2 separate regions of the Homo sapiens genome follow, and region 2 is linked to region 1. Evidence: read pairs that join two places in POLR2A ChIA-PET (ENCODE). Cell type or tissue: GM12878. All regions are shown on one strand. Links, peaks and the distances in the headings refer to the core of each region. The heading gives the core; the rest is flanking DNA.

The links. Peaks named below come from ENCODE experiments on the same cell type or tissue, not always from the same donor. Only the 100,000 strongest peaks of a DNase experiment are listed, where the experiment ranks them.
Region 2: POLR2A ChIA-PET joins it to region 1 with 5 read pairs; 10 of 35 experiments call an interaction of 5 or more read pairs at or near these places.

Annotation. Positions count from the first base shown.
Region 1 is chr10:31,917,497-31,926,313 of GRCh38, forward strand. The region is part of intron 1 of ARHGAP12 (Rho GTPase activating protein 12); the gene reads right to left. LOC107984219 (a long non-coding RNA gene) reads left to right here and starts at 5,356. Exons shown (of 3, transcript XR_001747415.2): 1 at 5,356-8,817. In GM12878, for the core only: no CTCF peak of the experiment used is centred there; a DNase peak (open chromatin) is centred at 3,792; H3K4me3 peaks cover 685 bases; H3K27ac peaks cover 1,329 bases.
Region 2 is chr10:32,044,865-32,053,681 of GRCh38, forward strand. It overlaps KIF5B (kinesin family member 5B), which reads right to left. Exons shown (of 26, transcript NM_004521.3): 2 at 3,600-3,687. Among named protein-coding and RNA genes, the nearest start is that of KIF5B, 7.2 kb to the right of the region's middle. RefSeq lists an enhancer at 3,258-4,457. In GM12878, for the core only: no CTCF peak of the experiment used is centred there; no DNase peak of the experiment used is centred there; H3K4me3 peaks cover 847 bases.

The DNA of each region.
Region 1 (8,817 bases), core at 1,229-6,228:
ACATTCACTTCACAACACTACTGGCTACCCAGGTATCTTCTCCTCCCCAACCCATTCAGGTATTCTGAAACTATACACATTACTCTCTTAAAGAAAATCTTCTAAATATCACTTACATTCAATTACTTGCATGTGTTTACCAATCCCCCATGTTTTAAAAAGATATAATCCACAAAACAAAGGCAAATACATCTGTTAGTGCAGCAATTATTTAAGTCTGGCCACTGCAAAGTTCTAGTGTCAGACATCAGTAACTCACCCAAAAAAAGGAGAAAACACTCTATAATGTTTAAATTATGCCAGTTTACTTCAAATAAACATTGGGATATCAAGAGTCATGGTGGGCAAAGAACCTGACAGACATTTTTCAAAAGAAGATACAGACGGTTCCCAACTTGCAATGGTTCCAGTTACAATTTCCTGACTTTATGGTGGGTTTATTGGAATATCAAATACCTTTTTTTTTTTTCTTTTGAGAGATGGGGGTCTCATTCTGTCACTTAGGCTGGAGTGCAGTGGTACCATCATAGCTCACTGCAGCCTTAAACTCCTGGGTTCAAGAAATCTTCCTGTCTCAGCCTCCTGAGTAGCTAGGACTACAGGTACGTACCACCACACCTAGCTAATTTTTAATCTTTTTAGAGATGAGGGTCTTGCTATGTTGCTCAGGCTAATTTAAATGCATTTTTGACTCACAACATTTTTGACTTATGATCAGTTTATGAGAACATAATACCATCATAAATTAAGGAGCATCTGTATATAAGCGGCCAGTAAGAACCTGCAAAGATGCTGAATATTACTGATCATTAGGGAAATCACACACACACACACACACACACACACACACACACACACACACACCAATGAGATACCACTTCACACCCAACAGGACGGCTATCATTTTTTTTAAATTAAAAAATAGACCAAGTACAGTGGCTCATATCTGTAATCCCAGTAATTTGGGAGGCCGAGGCAGGAGGATCACTTGAGCCCTGGAGTTCAAGACCAGCCTGAGTAACATAACGAGGCCCCGTCTCTACAAACAAAAATTTAAAAAATAGCCAAGGATTGGTGGCACATGCCTGTAGCCCTAGCTACGCAGTAGGCTGAAGTGAAAGAATCGCTCAAGCCTGGAAGTTGAGGCTGCAGTGGGCTGTGACTGTGCCACTGCATTCCAACCTCAGCAACAGAGTGAGACCCTGTCTCAAATAAATAAATATAACTAAATAAATAACAAATGTTTGTGAGGATGTGGAGAAACTAAAACTCTTGTGCACTGCTGGTGGAAATGTAAAGTGGTACAGCCACTAGGGAAAATGGTATGGTAGTTCCTCAAGGAAACTGAAAATACAATTACCACATTATCCAGCAATTCCACTTCTGGGTATACACCCACAAGAATTGAAAGCAGAAAGTCAAACAGATATTTGTATATCCATGTTCACAGCAGCATTAATCACAATAGTCAAAAAGTGGAAGCAAACTAAATATCCATCAATGGACGAATAAACAAAATGTGATACATACATAAAATATTATTCAGCCTTAAAAAGGAAGGAAATTCTGACAGTACAATGTGAATGAACTCTGAAGACTATTTATGCTTAGGGAAATCGCCAGTCACAAAGGGCAAACATTATATGATTTCATGTATATAAGGTACCTAGAGTAGTCAAATTCATAAAGACAGAAAGCAGAATGGTGGTTACCAAGGGATGGAGAAAGACAGCAACAGGAAGTTACTGCTTAATGGGTATGGAGTTTCAGTTTAGAAAGATGAAAAAGTTCTGGAGATGAAGGGTGGTGATGGCTGGACAACAAAGTTAATTTATTTGATGCCACAGAACTGTGCACTCAAAAATGGTTAAAACAGTAAATTTCATGTTATATATATTTCACTAAAGACACTGTAGTATACAATTTAAATCACCTTATACCCATCTACTCAAAAGCCACAAGTAACTAAAATCCTCATGAAGCTCTTACAAATCCTCTTTAAAAGTAGATATAGGGCCAGGCGCGGTGGCTCACGCCTGTAATCCCAGCACTTTGGGAGGCTGAGGTGGGCGGATCACAAGGTCAGGAGATCAAGACCATCCTGGCTCCCACGGTGAAACCGTCTCTACTAAAAATGCAAAAAAATTAGCTGGGCATGGTGGTGGGTACCTGTAGTCCCAGCTACTCAGGAGGCTGAGGCAGGAGAATGGTGTGAACCAGGGAGGTGGAGCTTCCAGTGAGCCGAGATCGCACCACTGCACCTCCAGCCTGGGCAACACAGCAAGACTCCATTTCAAAAAAAAAAACAAAACCAAAAAAAACAAAAAACAAGTAAATATTGGCCAGGCACGGTGGCTCACGCCAGTCATCCCAGCACTTTGGGAGGATGAGGTGGGTGGATCACGAGGTAGGAGTTCAAGAACAGCCTGACCAACATGGTGAAACCCCATCTCTACTAAAAATACAAAAATTAGCTGGCCATGGTGGCATGCCTGTAATCCCAGCTACTCAAGGCAGGAGAATCGCTTGAACCTGGGAGGCGGAGGTTGCAGTGAGCCGAGATCGCGCAACTGCACTCCAGCCTGGGTGACAGAGCAAGACTCTGTCTCAAAAAAAAAAAAAAGTAAATACTAAAAAGCAAACAAACATTCAAACTCTTAGAAAACTGAAAATTAGCCGGGCGCAGTGGCTCACACCTGTAATCCCAGCACTCTGGGAGGCAGAGGTGGGCGGATCACAAGGTCGGCAGTTCCAGACCAGCCTGACCAACATGGTGAAACCTCACTCTACTAAAAATACAGAAATTAGCCAGGCGTGGTGGTGGGTGCCTGTAATCCCAGCTACTAGGGAGGCTGAGGCAGGAGAATCGCTTGAACCCAGGAGGCAGAGGTTGCAGTGAGCCAAGACTGCACCACTGCACTCCAGCCTAGGCGACAGAGTGAGACTCCGTCTCAAAAAAAAAAAAAAAAAAAAAAGAAAACTGAAAAGTAGCACTTACGCAGCATACAAATGATGAACTATTACCAATCCCTCAGCACATTTTGTCATCTACTGGAAAAAAAAAATCCACGATTTGTAAGTTTTATTCAAATTGATTTTAACAAGAATAAAAATCAATAATGTAAACTAAAGCCCAAATTAGGTATCACTACACATCAACTACAATAAAGTTTTTGTTTTTGTTTTTGTTTTAAAAAAGACAATAACAGTGCTGGCAAGTATTCCAGAAACTAGAGTATTTACATAGTGTTAGTGAGAGTGCTAAATAGCACAGCCAGTTTAGTAGTTTCTTACAAACCTAAGTTCCTGTATACCACATTCTCGGCCATGGAACAAGCCTCAATAAACTGAAAAGAACTGAAATTATGCAAAGTATGTTCTCCAATCACAATAAAATTAAATTAGAAACTCTCAAAAAGTATCTTAAAAACCCCAAAATTGTTTTTGGAATCTAAGCAACACACTTCTAAATGAGTCAGGAGTCAAAAGACAAAATCAGGCTGGACAAGGTGGCTCACGCGTGTAATCCCAGCTCTTTGGGAGTCGGAGGTGGGAGGATCACTTGAGGCCAAGAGTTCAAGACCAGCCTGGTGAGTTTTGAACTCCTGGTGAGACCCCGTCTCTACAAAAACTAAAAAAACTAGCCGGGCATGGTGATATGCACCTGTAGTCCCAGCTACTAAGGGAGGCTGAGGTAAGAGGATTACAGGAGCCCAGGAAGTCAAGGCTGCAGTTTGTGACACTGCACTTCAGCCTTGGTGAGAGTGAAACAACGTCTCAAAAAAAGAAAAAAGAAACCAAACAGGAAATGTGTACTGAATGAAAATGAAAACATGTAATTTCAAAATTTGTGGGATACAGCTGAAGTAGTGCTCAGACAAAACTTACAGCACTAAATGCCAGAAAAAACACAAAGTCTCACATCAATGACATAAGCTTCCACTCTAAGAAGGTAAAGAGGAGCAAATTAAATCCAAAGTTTGTAGAGGTCGGGCGCGGTAGCTCATGCCTGTAATCCCAGCACTTTGGGAGGCAGAGTCGGGCGGATAATGAGGTCAGGAGTTCGATACCAGCCTGACCAACATGGTGAAACCCCGTCTCTACCAAAAATACAAAAATGAGCTGGGCATGGTGGTGCATGCCTGTAATCCCAGCTACTGGGGAGGCTGAGGCAGGAGAATGGCTTGAACCCTGGGGACAGAGGTTGCAGTGAGCCGAGATTGTGCCACTGCATTCCAGCCTGGGTGACAGAGCAAGGCTCCATCTCAAAAAAAAAAAAAAAAAAAAAAAAAAAGTTTGTAGAAGAAAAGATATGAAAAAGATGAGAGCAGAAAGCAATAAAAAGAAAACAGAAAAATGTTAGAGAAAAATCAATGAAACCAGAGCCTGGTTCTTTAAGAGCAGTAAAACTGTCCAGGTGCAATGGCTCACACCTATAATCCCAGCACTTTGGGAAGCCAAGGCAGGCAGATCATCTGAGCTTAGAAGTTCAATGCCACCCTGGGCAACGTGGTGAAACCCCATATCTACCAAAAATACAAAAAATTAGCCGGGTGTGGTTGGCATGTGCCTGTGGTCCCAGCTACTCAGGAGGCTGAGGCTTGTGTCCAGGAGGCAAAGGCTGCAGCGAGCTGAGATCATGCCATTGCACTCCAGCCTGGGAGACAGAGCAAGACCCTGCCTCAAAAAAAAAAAAAAAAAAAAAAAAAAAAAAAAAAAAAAGCACAGATCAGTAAAACTGACAATCCTCTAGCCAAACTAATGGGAACAAAAGAGAAAAGAAACAAATTATCAAAAAGGTAACCAGAGACATAACTACAGATCCTGAAGACATCAAAAGGAAAATAGAAAATATTATGAACAACTTTATGCCAACAAACTCAACAATCCACATGAAGTAGACAAATTTTTTTTTTTTTTTTAAGAGACAGGGTCTTGCTCTGTTGCCCAGGCTGGAGTGCAGAAGCATAATCATAGCTCACTGCAGCCTCTAATTCCTGGGCTCAAGCAATCCTCCTAGCCTCAGCCTCCTGAATAGCTGGGACTACAGGTGCATGCTACCATGCCCTTCTAACAAATTTCTTGAAAGATACAAATAACCAAAGCTTGCTAAAGAATAAACAGATAACCTGAATACTCCTATATCTATTAAATAAACAGAATTTGTCTTTAAAAGCTTCCCACAAAGAAAACTGGCCCAGGCGGCTTCACTGGTGAATTTTACCAAAAACGTAAAGAAGTTACTACCAATTCTACATAAATCTCTCAAAAAAAAGTTGAAGCAGAGAGAAAACATCCCAACTCCATTCCACCAAAACCAAAGACATTATAAAAAAGAAAAAAATCATAGGTTAGGCAAGGTAGCTCACACCTGTAATTCCAGTGTTTTAGGAAGTCGAGACAAGAGGATCACTTGAGGTCAGGAGTTCAAAACCAACCTGGACAACATAGCACGAACCCGTCTCTACAAAAAAAGTTTACAAAATTAGCTGGGCATGGTGCCACACACCTGTAGTCACGGCTACTTGGGAGGCTAAAGTGGGAAGCCTGTTTGAGCCTGGGAGTTCGCGACTGCAGTGAACTGTGAACATGCCACTGTACTGCAGCCTGGGGTGACAGAGCAAGACCCTAACAGGAAAAAAAAAAAAAAAAAAAACAGGCAAAATATTTAAACAGACTTGTCCAAAGATCTATAGATGGTAAATAGGCTCATGAAAATATGCCCAACATCTTTAGCCATCAGGAAAATGCAAATTAAAACCAAAAAGAAAGAAATGTCACCACACATCTCACAGAATGGCTAAGTCAGGTCATACCAGTGTTTTTGAGAATGCAGGGCCAGTGGAACTCACACACAAAGCTGGTGAGGATGTAAAACTGAACCAGCATTTGAAATAAGTTTGGCAGATGCTTAAAATGTTAAATATGCATCTACCACATGATTCAGGGATTTTCCTCTTAGGTATTTACCAACAAAAATTAAAGCATATGTAGACACAAAGACAGTAGTTTCATCTGTAACAAAGAGAAACTCGCAAGTCAATCAACAATTGAATAAACTAATTGTGGTATATCCACACAATGGAATATCACTCAGCAATAAAAAGGAACGAACTGTTGATACACACAGCAAACTGGGTGAATCTCAAAATAATTTTCTTGAGTGAAGAAAAATCCAGACCAGAATCCATAGTACACGAGTCCATCTGCATAAAATTCTAGAAAATTGATTTCCTAGAATCAAACTAATTGATAGTGACAGAAAGCAGAGCAATAGTTGCCAAGGGACATGGGGAATGAATCACATAGGAGCTCAAGGAAATTTTTGATGGGTGAAAGAAATGTTCATTATCTTGAAAATGGTAGTGGCTTCACAGGTATATACATATGTCAAAACTCTTCAAATTGTACACTTAAAAAATATGTGCAGCTTGTTATACAGCAATTATACCTCAAAACTGTATTTTTTTAAAAAAACTGTTAAAACCCTAATGATGCAAATTAAAACAACCAGGTATCACTACTCACCTACTGGATGGCTTTCAAAAACACAGAATGTTTTGTATGGTAAAGATACCAGCAACTGGAATTCTCTTCATTGCTGGTGGAAATGCAAAATGGTACAACCACTGCGGAAAATAATTTGGTAATTTCTAATAAAGTTAAACATACGCTTACTACATGATCCAGCAATCCCTCTTCTAGGTATTTACCCAAGAGAAATGAAAACATAAGTCCACACAAAGGCCTTACATGAACATTCATAATGGCCAGAAATTGAAAACTCAAAGGCCTATGAACTTGTGAATACAAACTGTGGTACAATCCATCTCTAAAATAGGAAACAGTACAAACCTCAAAAGATCCTTGTAAGAACGGAAAGAGAAAACACGAAAAAAAGCACTTAGATATAAAGCATGATAGATGGTATCACATTAATCACTGCTTACTCAAGGAAGCAAAAGCTGTAATAGAGAAATACAAATCATATAGTATGTAGCCTTCTGTGTCTGACATGTTTCACTTAGATTAATGCTTTTGAGATTCACTCATGTTGTCTCCATAGATCATTCTTTTTTATTGTTGAATGTTAGTTTATTTTATGTATGTACATTACACTTTAATAAAACTGAAATTTAAAAATATATATTATGTAGCAAAATATAGGAAATTTTCAGCCAACTTTAAAAGATGTCACTCTAACCTCATAACATATTCTGAATTCTGCTGTGGGGAAGGAAAAGAGCACAGAACTTGGAGTCAGAGGTCTAAATTTTAAATCTAGGCTTTACCATTTATCAGCTCTCAGGACCCTAGGCACCTTAACTTGCCTGTAAAACAAAGCAAACAATACAAACCTCAAAAGATGTTTGTGAGAAGAAAGAAAAAAAACTTTGTAACTTTCAGACGTCACAGAGTATCTACATTAATCAGTGCTTACTCAAGGAAGCAAAAGTTGTGAGAGTAGAAAAATAGTCACAAACGCACTGATAATTTATAAAACATCCTGTCTCTGTCTCTCGCTGTGTGACTCTGGACAAGTCATTTAACCTCTCTGGGCTTCAGTTTTTTCCATCTGCAAAGTGCAGCTTATTAGTAGTACATACTGCATACTGGGAGAATTAAGTAAATGTGTGTAAGGCACTTGAAATAGTGCATGGAGCATGGCAAGTGCTTTAAAAGTTTTAGGTCTTACTACAAAAAAACTATTATCATCATCCTACCAGACCCAATACTGGCCACCATCCTGCCCAAACAAGCTGTAGCAGTACAAGTGATTAATAATCTAGATCACTGGATTCTCAAACTTTTAGTGAGCAATGGAATAATCTGAAGAACTTTTCTAAAAATAAACTTCTTATTTTAAAAGAGTTTTAGATTTACATAATTACTGCAAAGATAGTCCACAGAGTTCCCATGTACTCTGGACCCAGTTATCCCTATTAACAACTTATGTTAGTATGGTACATTTGTCATATTCAATCAACCAACACTGACACATAACAATTTCCACACTTCATTCAGATTTCCTTAGTATTCTCCTAATGTCCTTTTTCTGTTCCAGGGTCCCATCCAGAATACCACATATACATTGTATAGCCATATCCCAGAGCGTTTTCAAACCACAGATTACAGGCTCTAGCCCTAGATATTCTAACAACAACCGGTATGAGGTGGGGCCCTAAAATTTACATTCTCAAGGATTGCTGATGAGGCCAATCTGAAAATACACTAAGAGTAACATTGGTCTACACTTTTAGACTCCAAAACTGTTGTTCGATACAGCAGTCACTAGTCAAATGTGCCTAATGCAAATTGAGAAATGCTCTAAGTGTAAAACACACTTGATATTTCAAAAAACCTGGTCCAATGTAAAGAACATAAAATATCTCATTAATAATTTTCCTATTACATGTTAAAATGATATTGTGAATATACTAAGTAAAATATATTCATTTATTTCACTTTTTTTCCACGTGCTTACTTTTTATAATGTGAATACTAGAAACTTTAAGCACAAGTAATTTATATAGGCATTACATTTCTATTGGACAGCAGTGGTCTGTGGTCTGGCAGAACAGCATCCATATGACCAAGTGGATATTAGAAGTGCAGGTGATTCCTATGCACGTTAAAATTTGAGAAGCACTAGATTATCAACAGGGGAAGGAGGCTTAGAGACTACACCATTTGGCAGTTCAGTTCAATTAAAGAGCTAATCAATTACAAAACGAAACTGCAGAATATTCATTAAGTCCATGAAGTCAATGAAAGTAATAGGGAAATGGCTGAATCACAGCAAAGCCATATACCAAT
Region 2 (8,817 bases), core at 1,652-6,651, 130 kb after region 1:
ATTCTAAAGATTATACTCTTACCATATTACAGAGAAGGGAACTATTATCCTGAACGCAGTTCCAAACAGTAAAGCAGGATGAAGAAGGGACTGAAATTTTGAGAAAAGAAGAGAAATTTCAGGAAGCAAACGATTTCATCTTAGAACTGCAAATAGTAATAAAACAGAACAAAAGTAATAGATGCATGTATCCTAAACGTCAGGAAAACAGACTTCATCTTTTTCTTTTCCTTAAGGTTAGGTACCACTTAAAAAACAATAGATTTTGAAAAACTCTGAGTATCAGCCTATTATTAAGAGACTGTGTAACTAAGGATATACAAGAGAAGAGACAGAACTCACGAGAACAGCATGAGAAAGATAAAAGTCCAGGATAAGTAACTTTAAGACCAAAACAAAATAAAAACTAAGGCCCTAAAAAGAACTTTTAAAGTCATATTCAGAAAAAAAATAATGAATGAATGAACCTGCATTGCTTAGGAAAGACCAGAAAATATTAACTGATGATATTAAAACAGAGGTACTTCTATTTACTACCATCTTCCACAAATATGATCCTCAAAACAGAACAACAGAATAAACATTGTTGAAAGGGACTTTAAGGTTTATGTGGATAGTACGATAGCAAAAGAATGGCTTCAAATGAGCCCAAGTTTCTAGTTACTAAGGAGGATTACGTTCCAGGGATAAAAATCTCACAGCTACTGTAGGTTACTTTTAAAAGCCAAAGAGAACAAAGGTAATAGAAGACACTAATGTTATTTACATTTTCAAAATGGGAAAAGGGATAGATTATGGAAATAAGTATACCAAAATTTTATTAAGTAAAGACTATGGTTGAACTAACCTCATTTCCTGTTTGGATATGGTTATTCAACTGGTACTTTGGGCAAATACTAGAGTCATGCACCATCACTTGATAAAAGGATTCAAGTTTTTCATCATTTTCTTGTGAGTATGTTGACAAACTAAGGACTAGCCAATCGTATAGGTAAGAGGCTCTGAAGTTGGCTGAATACCCAAACAGTGTGATTGAAATAACTGCCAACAATCTTATTCATTTTAGAAGATTAACCTAGGGACCATGACCCATTAAGCACTTTATAAATGGTTTAGAATCATATTTTTCAAACTTCAAAACCTTTGACACTTTAATAGACTTATCAAATGTGCTGACAGCCAACTTACTAGATCCCCAGTATAAAACTCAAAATATGATTAAGAGCTAAAATGAACAAAATGGAATCTGCACTTTAAAGGTTTGCTCTCCAAAGTGCAAGTATGGAATGGGGCTTAAAGCTGGCGGCAAGAGATACAAAAAAGACCTGTATATTCAAATTGCCCATGAATTCATGAATCGGTAACTTTCTATTGGTTAGAAAGCTAATGTAATCTTAAACTGTACTGATGAGACAGAAGTATGTCTCAATCAAAGAATGTAGTAAAATTGTGTTCTATGATCGATCCCTCTGGAAAACCACATGATGCTTACAACATGATGACCCTGTTCCTCTTTGTTGCAGTCATTTACACAATTACAAGTGTTAATTCCCCTTCATTTTATGAAGATGTCAGTACCCAGTTCACTCTCTCTCACCAATACCATTACTGTTGTAATAAAACAGTACTGGTGGTTTCAAAGTCTGTAGCAGATAATCCCACTAAAATAACCTGGCCTCTCAGCTCCTTGACCAAATTTTCTGCGATCTTATTCTTTCTTCATTTTTATTTTAAAAACAGAGATGGGGTCTCGCTGTTGCCCAGGCTGGTCTCAAACTCCTGGCCTCAAGCAATCCTCCCACCTCAGCCTCCCAAAGTGCTGGAATTACAGGTGTGACCCACCATGTCTGGCCTTATCCTTTCTTTACTACCTCGGAAGTCAACTCCATGACAACACCTTTACCTTTTCATTACTAACTGCATTGCTTCCATAATCTCAATTTCAAGTAGAGATACTAATCAACTTACGATGGGGTTACTTCCTGATAAATGTTCTGTAAGTTGAAAATACCCTAAGCTGAAAATGCATCAAACACATCTAACCTACCAAACACCATGGCTTAGCCTAGCCTACTTTAAATGTGCTCAGAACACGTACACTGATCTACAGTTCAGCAAAACCATCTAACACAAAGCCTATTTTATAATAAAGTGTTAAATATTTCATATGATTTATTGAATACTATACTGAAAGTGAAAAACAGAATGGTTGTACAGGTACTAGAAATATTTCTATTGAATATTTCTATTGAATGTGTATTGCTTTTGCACCATCGTAAAGTCGAACAATTTTAAGTTGTTCTAAGTCAGGGACTGTCTGTATTCACCTTCTATTACTCCGTCCAGTACCCTGATTCCAACAAATCTTTGACCCCACTGAGATCTACAACCCACTAATGTTACCACCTTTTTTCACTGCCCTTCAGCCTCCCTCATATCCTTCTTCCTGTAACTTAACCACCTTAGATCCCATGGTCCACCATTATAATCACTCCTTTGACTATATCCTCAATTCTCTTGTCCCCCACTTCCCTCTTTTGTACTCACCTAGCAAAACTCCAAATGGGCAAAAATTCAACTCTTTCAGCAGCTAACCTTGAGTGGGCCCTTAATACTGCCTGGCAATACTCTCACACTGCCTGAATCCATCCATTTCATGCCTTTTCCTAGAACCTCTTCCCCCTTCCTCATCTCCATGATGACTTTGCTCCCTGTATTAGACAATATGAAATTGATATAATGAGTACATACACATTTTCCCTCCCTCACCTCATCTATAAACCTTCTATAACTCCACTTTATCTCCTGTTACTAGGATGAGCATCTGTGCTCCTATGCTATCCTAATCCACCTATTTTTATACTGAATCCCAATTCTTTTAATGTGGTGAATGCCACAACACAGATTTTGCCTCAATCTAAGAAGCACTTTGTAACAACTACAGCTGTCAAAAAATGAAATAAATCATATCACAAAGTAACAGCCATTCCTTTGATTAAACAGATTTCTACAGTAACTGGAAGTAACTCCAGATAAACAATGAGCACTCTCTCAGCTTTAAAATTCAATGGTTTTAGAATATATAAAGTTATAAATATTCTTGTATAAGTTATAGTATTAACTGGAATGTACATACTTTTCTCACCCTTGGCAACCCTTGTTAAATTCCTCAAGGGATAGGTAAGTCTTTGGGGAAGGAATAACAATGGAATGGAAGAATGATAGACTGCCATTTTCCACTACTTTTTAGAAATGTGTCTAGCCCTTTTGTTTTCATTCTCATACTGTTCTCTTTCTAGAACTGCCACCTTGGAAACTCTCCTGGGAATATCTAACAGAAATGCATCTCTTAAGAATAAGTGTGTAACATAGTTCTCATAATAACCTTAATTAGGTACTGTATATAATTAGATCATGGAATTTGAGCAATAGAATATTTACTAATTGTGTTTGACCTTTTTATTATTTAAACAACTTTCTTCTGCAATTAACTTAGAAGAAAGGGGCATTAAAATGAAAAAAGGAAGCTGAGTAAGTAGAAAAGATCACAAACTTATTTACTTATTGCTGAGACAACTCAGCAGGTTGAATATATTTACCTTTAACAATCTTCTTTGCACAGTCATTATACACTTGCTCTTGAGATGTGCTTGACTGGAACACCCGATCAAATGCATAAGGCTTGGACTGAAAAACAAAAAAGTGTTTCAACTATACAAATTAAAGGTAAATGAACATTTCTAACCTTTACAGATGCCATCATATAATATATTTAATCCTCAAAATAGTATACCTAGTATGCATAATTTGGTATCATTGAATCTTTGAAGTAGAAGGGATCACCATGCACAAATCCATTAGAATAAACTCCAGGAAAACAAGAATGGTCTTTAGTCTTTGCTGCATTCCCAGGGCCCAGTAATTACAATTATAATTCCCAGTAATTATAATTAGCACTACTATGGCAGCCAAATATTGCTGAGTGATTTTTATTTTTTTAAATACCTATTTATTTATTTTTGAGACAGGGTCTCGGTTCTGTCACCCAGGCTGGAGTGCAGTGGCACAATCACTGCTTACTGCAGCCTCAACCTCCTGGGCTCAAGAAATCCTCCCACCTTAGCCTCCTGAGCAGCTGGGACTAGAGGCATGTGCCACCATGCTATGTTGCCCAGGCTTGTCTTGAACTTCTGGGCTCAAGAGATCCTCCTGCCTCAGCCTCCCCAAGTGCTCGGATTACAGGTGTGAACCACCATGCCTGTCCTGCAACAGCTTTTCAACCATTCTTTCATTTAACAAATACTTATGGAATGTGAGATGACATGCTAGAATGATAACCAAGAGATTCCCTCTCTGCTTTAGTGGAGCATAAATAATAGTGGGGCAGACATTAAAAAATTAAGTGACCAGAATTCTGACTCATGCAATTGAGTGCTATGAAAGTGCAATGAGAGAATATAGGAGGAGAACCTAAGTCTACGGGAAAGCAGAATATCACGGAAACACCCTTGGAGAAAGAATATTTAAGAACTGAAAAATACGCAGCAACTAACTCATCATCACTCTCCCCAGTATTAGTCATGAAGGGTGAAAAAGGTTTCGTGTAGGAAAGTAGTCTAGGCACTGGGAGGATACTTAAAGATCCTAAGGCAGAAAGAACAGTGTAGCATTCAAGAAACCAATGGAAGTTGTTAAGTTGAAGTACAAGGAGCAAGGATCAAATGCAAATATCAAAACGGTTAAAAAGACATCATCTTATTCTGAAAACAGCTTTGATCTTCTGGACCCCAGAAATGATACTGGGGACTCCATGGACCACTCTCAGAGAACCACTAATATAGTCTGAGAAGGAGCCAGGGGTATTGAACAAAAAAAAAAAATCAGTGGTGTCCATGCAAGTCAAAAAATAATAATTTTCAAGGAGGGAGTGATTATGTCAAATACAGTTGTGAGGCCAAGACAAAACTAAAAAGTACTCAATGACAAAGGTCAGATTGGAATGGATTGAAAAAGAATGGGAGGTAACCAAGTGGTGCAGAAAATCTGCTGTATGTCTAAGAAAGTTATTTTTTTTTTAAGACTTGTAAGACCTGAGGTAGTTTAAATGCTTGCAGGAACAATTTTAATAATCTAGGAGAAAGAGTAGGTATCCAAAAATAAGAGGCAAGGGGTTCTAGGTATTTGCAAGTATCTGCCTGCTCTCTAGTTTCTCCTAAAGGAAAGGAAGGAAGTTGGGCCCTAAAACACAAAACAATCATGACCCCAGAAAAAGCCCTTAACATTAGAAAACACTTCCTAAGTCTTAGCTGAAAAAGACCTACTACCCTCCACATCCCCACTTCAAAGTCTGAAATAAAAGTAACAATGAACCAGACACTCCTAAAGCCATTCCCAATTCCCCTTTCCCTTGCTACCTCCCAATAAATAGGCCGGAAAGCCAAATACCTGTTAGCCTAGTCTCCCTGCAACTAGTAGTCACATGACCAAGCTCTGAATAATATGAAGTGGCGGTCTGTTCGAGGTCTCTGAGAAGGGTGTTGTTATCCTGATAAAAAGGACCATCTCAGCTAAAACTGCCCTTTCTCCTTCCTGGAATGAATGCCTGGAGCTGTAGCATCCATCTTGCAAATACGACAAACAGGATGATGAAAAGCAACAGCTAAGGACGACAAAGTATAACAGAGTGAGGAACCGTGAAGGGCCTATATCCAGGCTTTTTGTTATGTGAGAAAAACATCCTCTTATTTATTTAAGCCACTATTAGCTGTTGGTTTTTCCTCTAAAGCTGAAAGCATTACTGACAGATACAAGAAGCTGATCTCACTTTGGCATCAATTTAAAATAGGCATCGATGTCTGATTATTCTTTAGTTGTGACATATGTGAACGTATCCTTTTCTCAGATGCTACTGAAACAATTAACATTCAATTCTACAGGTGTGACTAAAAGAAATCTATTATTTTACTGCTGACACAAGATATATTCATGGTGAACAATTCTGAAAACAAACGTTAAGTACAATCAAAATAACAATCGCCACCCAAAAACAAACCATACTAATAGTTTTTTCTATGCAAAAAGAAAGTAATTTTCCCTCATTTATCCAGCAGACATTCATTTAGTGACTATAAAGATATGAGATATTGTAGATGAGTAACACAATTTTAGAAATAATTAGTACAGACTGTAGGGTTCAAAGAGTAATAGAGGATAAGGCCAGATAAAAACCTGAATACTAAGTTAAGTTATACACTTGGATCTAATATAAGTGATCAAGTAATGTCAAGAGAATTTTATATGTATCTACAAATATACTCCTGAGTAGCTGGGACCACAGGCATGTGCCACCACGCCTGGCTAATTTTTGTATTTTTAGTAGAGATGAGGTTTTGCCATGTTGGCCAGGCTGGTCTCAAACTCCTGACCTCCAGTGATCCACCTGCCTCAGCCTCCCAAAGTGCTGGGATTACAGGCGTGATCCACCATGCCTGGCCTCAATTTTTACATCAATAGAAAATAGTGCCCCTAAACCATTTACCAAGAGATATGCCAGAAATAATGTAAACAGCTTCATAATAGTAAACAGTTTTAATAGTAAAGCCTGCCTTCAGAAGTACTTTATGAAGCTGCTTACTCTAGTTATCAACTCCAAGCAAATATATAAACTACCACTACAACCTTACTAAAATAATATAAATGGCAACTATTAAAAGGTAACACACAAACATAAAAATAATTGAGACTGGAGTGATTATCTTTCTAGAAGTTATTGTTAAATAAAAATTAAGTGCTTAGCATTAAGTTGACAAAACAGTCTTATCTTGATTGCAAAACCAAATGATGATTTTGTAATACTAAGTAAGGCAAATGTTTTAATTAAAGATCTAGCCATAAATTACTGACTCTGGCTTCCTGGAATGAAAATCAAGACTCTGTGAAACACAAAAATTATTTCTAATGGTCTATAATTAAGGCATATCTCTATTTTTCAAATAAATTAAAGAAAAACTCATCTGGACATCTGTATTTTTCAAACCTGGTTTTTAGCCTCGAAATGTACATTATGCAGCTTTTAATCCCATGTGTCTTCAAAGATCCCCCAAGTTTCAGATTTCAATATTACTAGTAACTCCAAGTCACAAGATGCATTCACGTCTGATTGATGCTTTAAGGGGACAAATCAAAAAGGAATAAGTTGATCTCAACTGCATACCTTAGGTTCCTTAAGGGAAGTGATTCCTGTTTGAGTATGCACCGACCAGACTGAAGACCAAATTTGGTTATGAAGGACACCCTTCTGGCAGGGATATGTCTTTCTCTGGAATTCTGAATAGCGGATCATTTCAGATCACTTGGGAGTGTATTATATTAGATTTTCCTTAGTTAAACACTATAGTGGGCTAACATTCCACAACTGTAAAGGTATGTGATGATGGTTCCCTCCTCTCCTTCATTTTTCCCTCTTAAGGTAATCAAGAAGGTTCAAACACCAAATCATTCACTTGAAAAGCGAGAATGTTGTTTTGCTTAGGCAAGGAACTGGGCAAGATTATCTAATTAGTTTTATTCTCTTCTAATTTCTCGGAACTACCACAGCTTGTTTTTGGCAGCCTTTACGGTGTACCATATAAGGAATAATGATTTGTAAAGATACTTAATGATGCAAATAACCATATTCTACTTTCATGATTCATAAATAGATAGATGTAATTTTTTTATTGATTTTTCTTCCTGGTGTTTTTAGCAAGCTCCTAATTTTTTCTACTGATTTTTTTCTGGTGTTTCCAGCAAGCTCATTTCAAAGACATAAACTGTTTCCCTGTCCTCCTTGCTTTGCGGTAACAAGTTCTCTAATTTAAAGCAAATAGTTTATATGTATATCGCTTAAAGACTTTCATAAAATAATTCATTTCATTCGATGTTACATTTATAGCACTTCACCAAGCACTTAATTAAAAATAAATTCTGTATTAAAGGCTGTACAGCATACACAGAAACACTATGAAAGATTTGCCTGCCATGGTGTCATATTAAAATCACTGATTACATGAGTAGCAGGAAAAAAGTTTAGACAAAGTATTAAAAACTCAAGTTATAAGAAAATCAGAATCCTTAAAAATTACTTTCTCCATGAGCACTGATTATGCTTCTAACATCATAAACTACAATATTCTTTCAATTTTGATCTAAATAGAAGATTGTATACAAAATGTTCTTAAATCATGTTTTTAAAAATTTAGTTTTAAATGCTGCATTGCAGCAATTCTCTCCTAAACTGTTCATTATGAATCAGGATTAGGAACCAGTAAAATGAAAAAACCAAACCGAGAAGATTTTACCCACAGATTTTCCAATTCCGCTCCTCCTGGCTGCTCTTATAACCTTTTACAAAATGAAATAATTCATTTAAAAAACTGAACAAAAATATGAGACCTCAATAATTAATGTCGTTACTATATGCAAGAAACTAGTTTCTGAAAACAATGAACCAAAACATGTTGCCTTTCATTTTTTAAGGCTATGTTATTCAGTTGTAATGTATTTTTGGTTACACGTTAAAAAAAAAAAAAAAAAACCAGGCCAGGCGTGGTGGCTCATGCCTGTGATCCCAGCACTTTGGGAGGCCAAGACAGGTGGATCACCTTAGGTCAGGAGTTCGAGACCGCCCTAGCCAACATGGTGAAACCCATCTCTACTAAAAATACAAAAATTAGCTGGGCGTGGTAGCGCGTGCCTGTAATCCCAGCTACTGGGGCGGCTGAGGCAGGAGAATCGTTTGAACCCGGGAGGCGGAGGTTGCAGTGTGCCAAGATCACC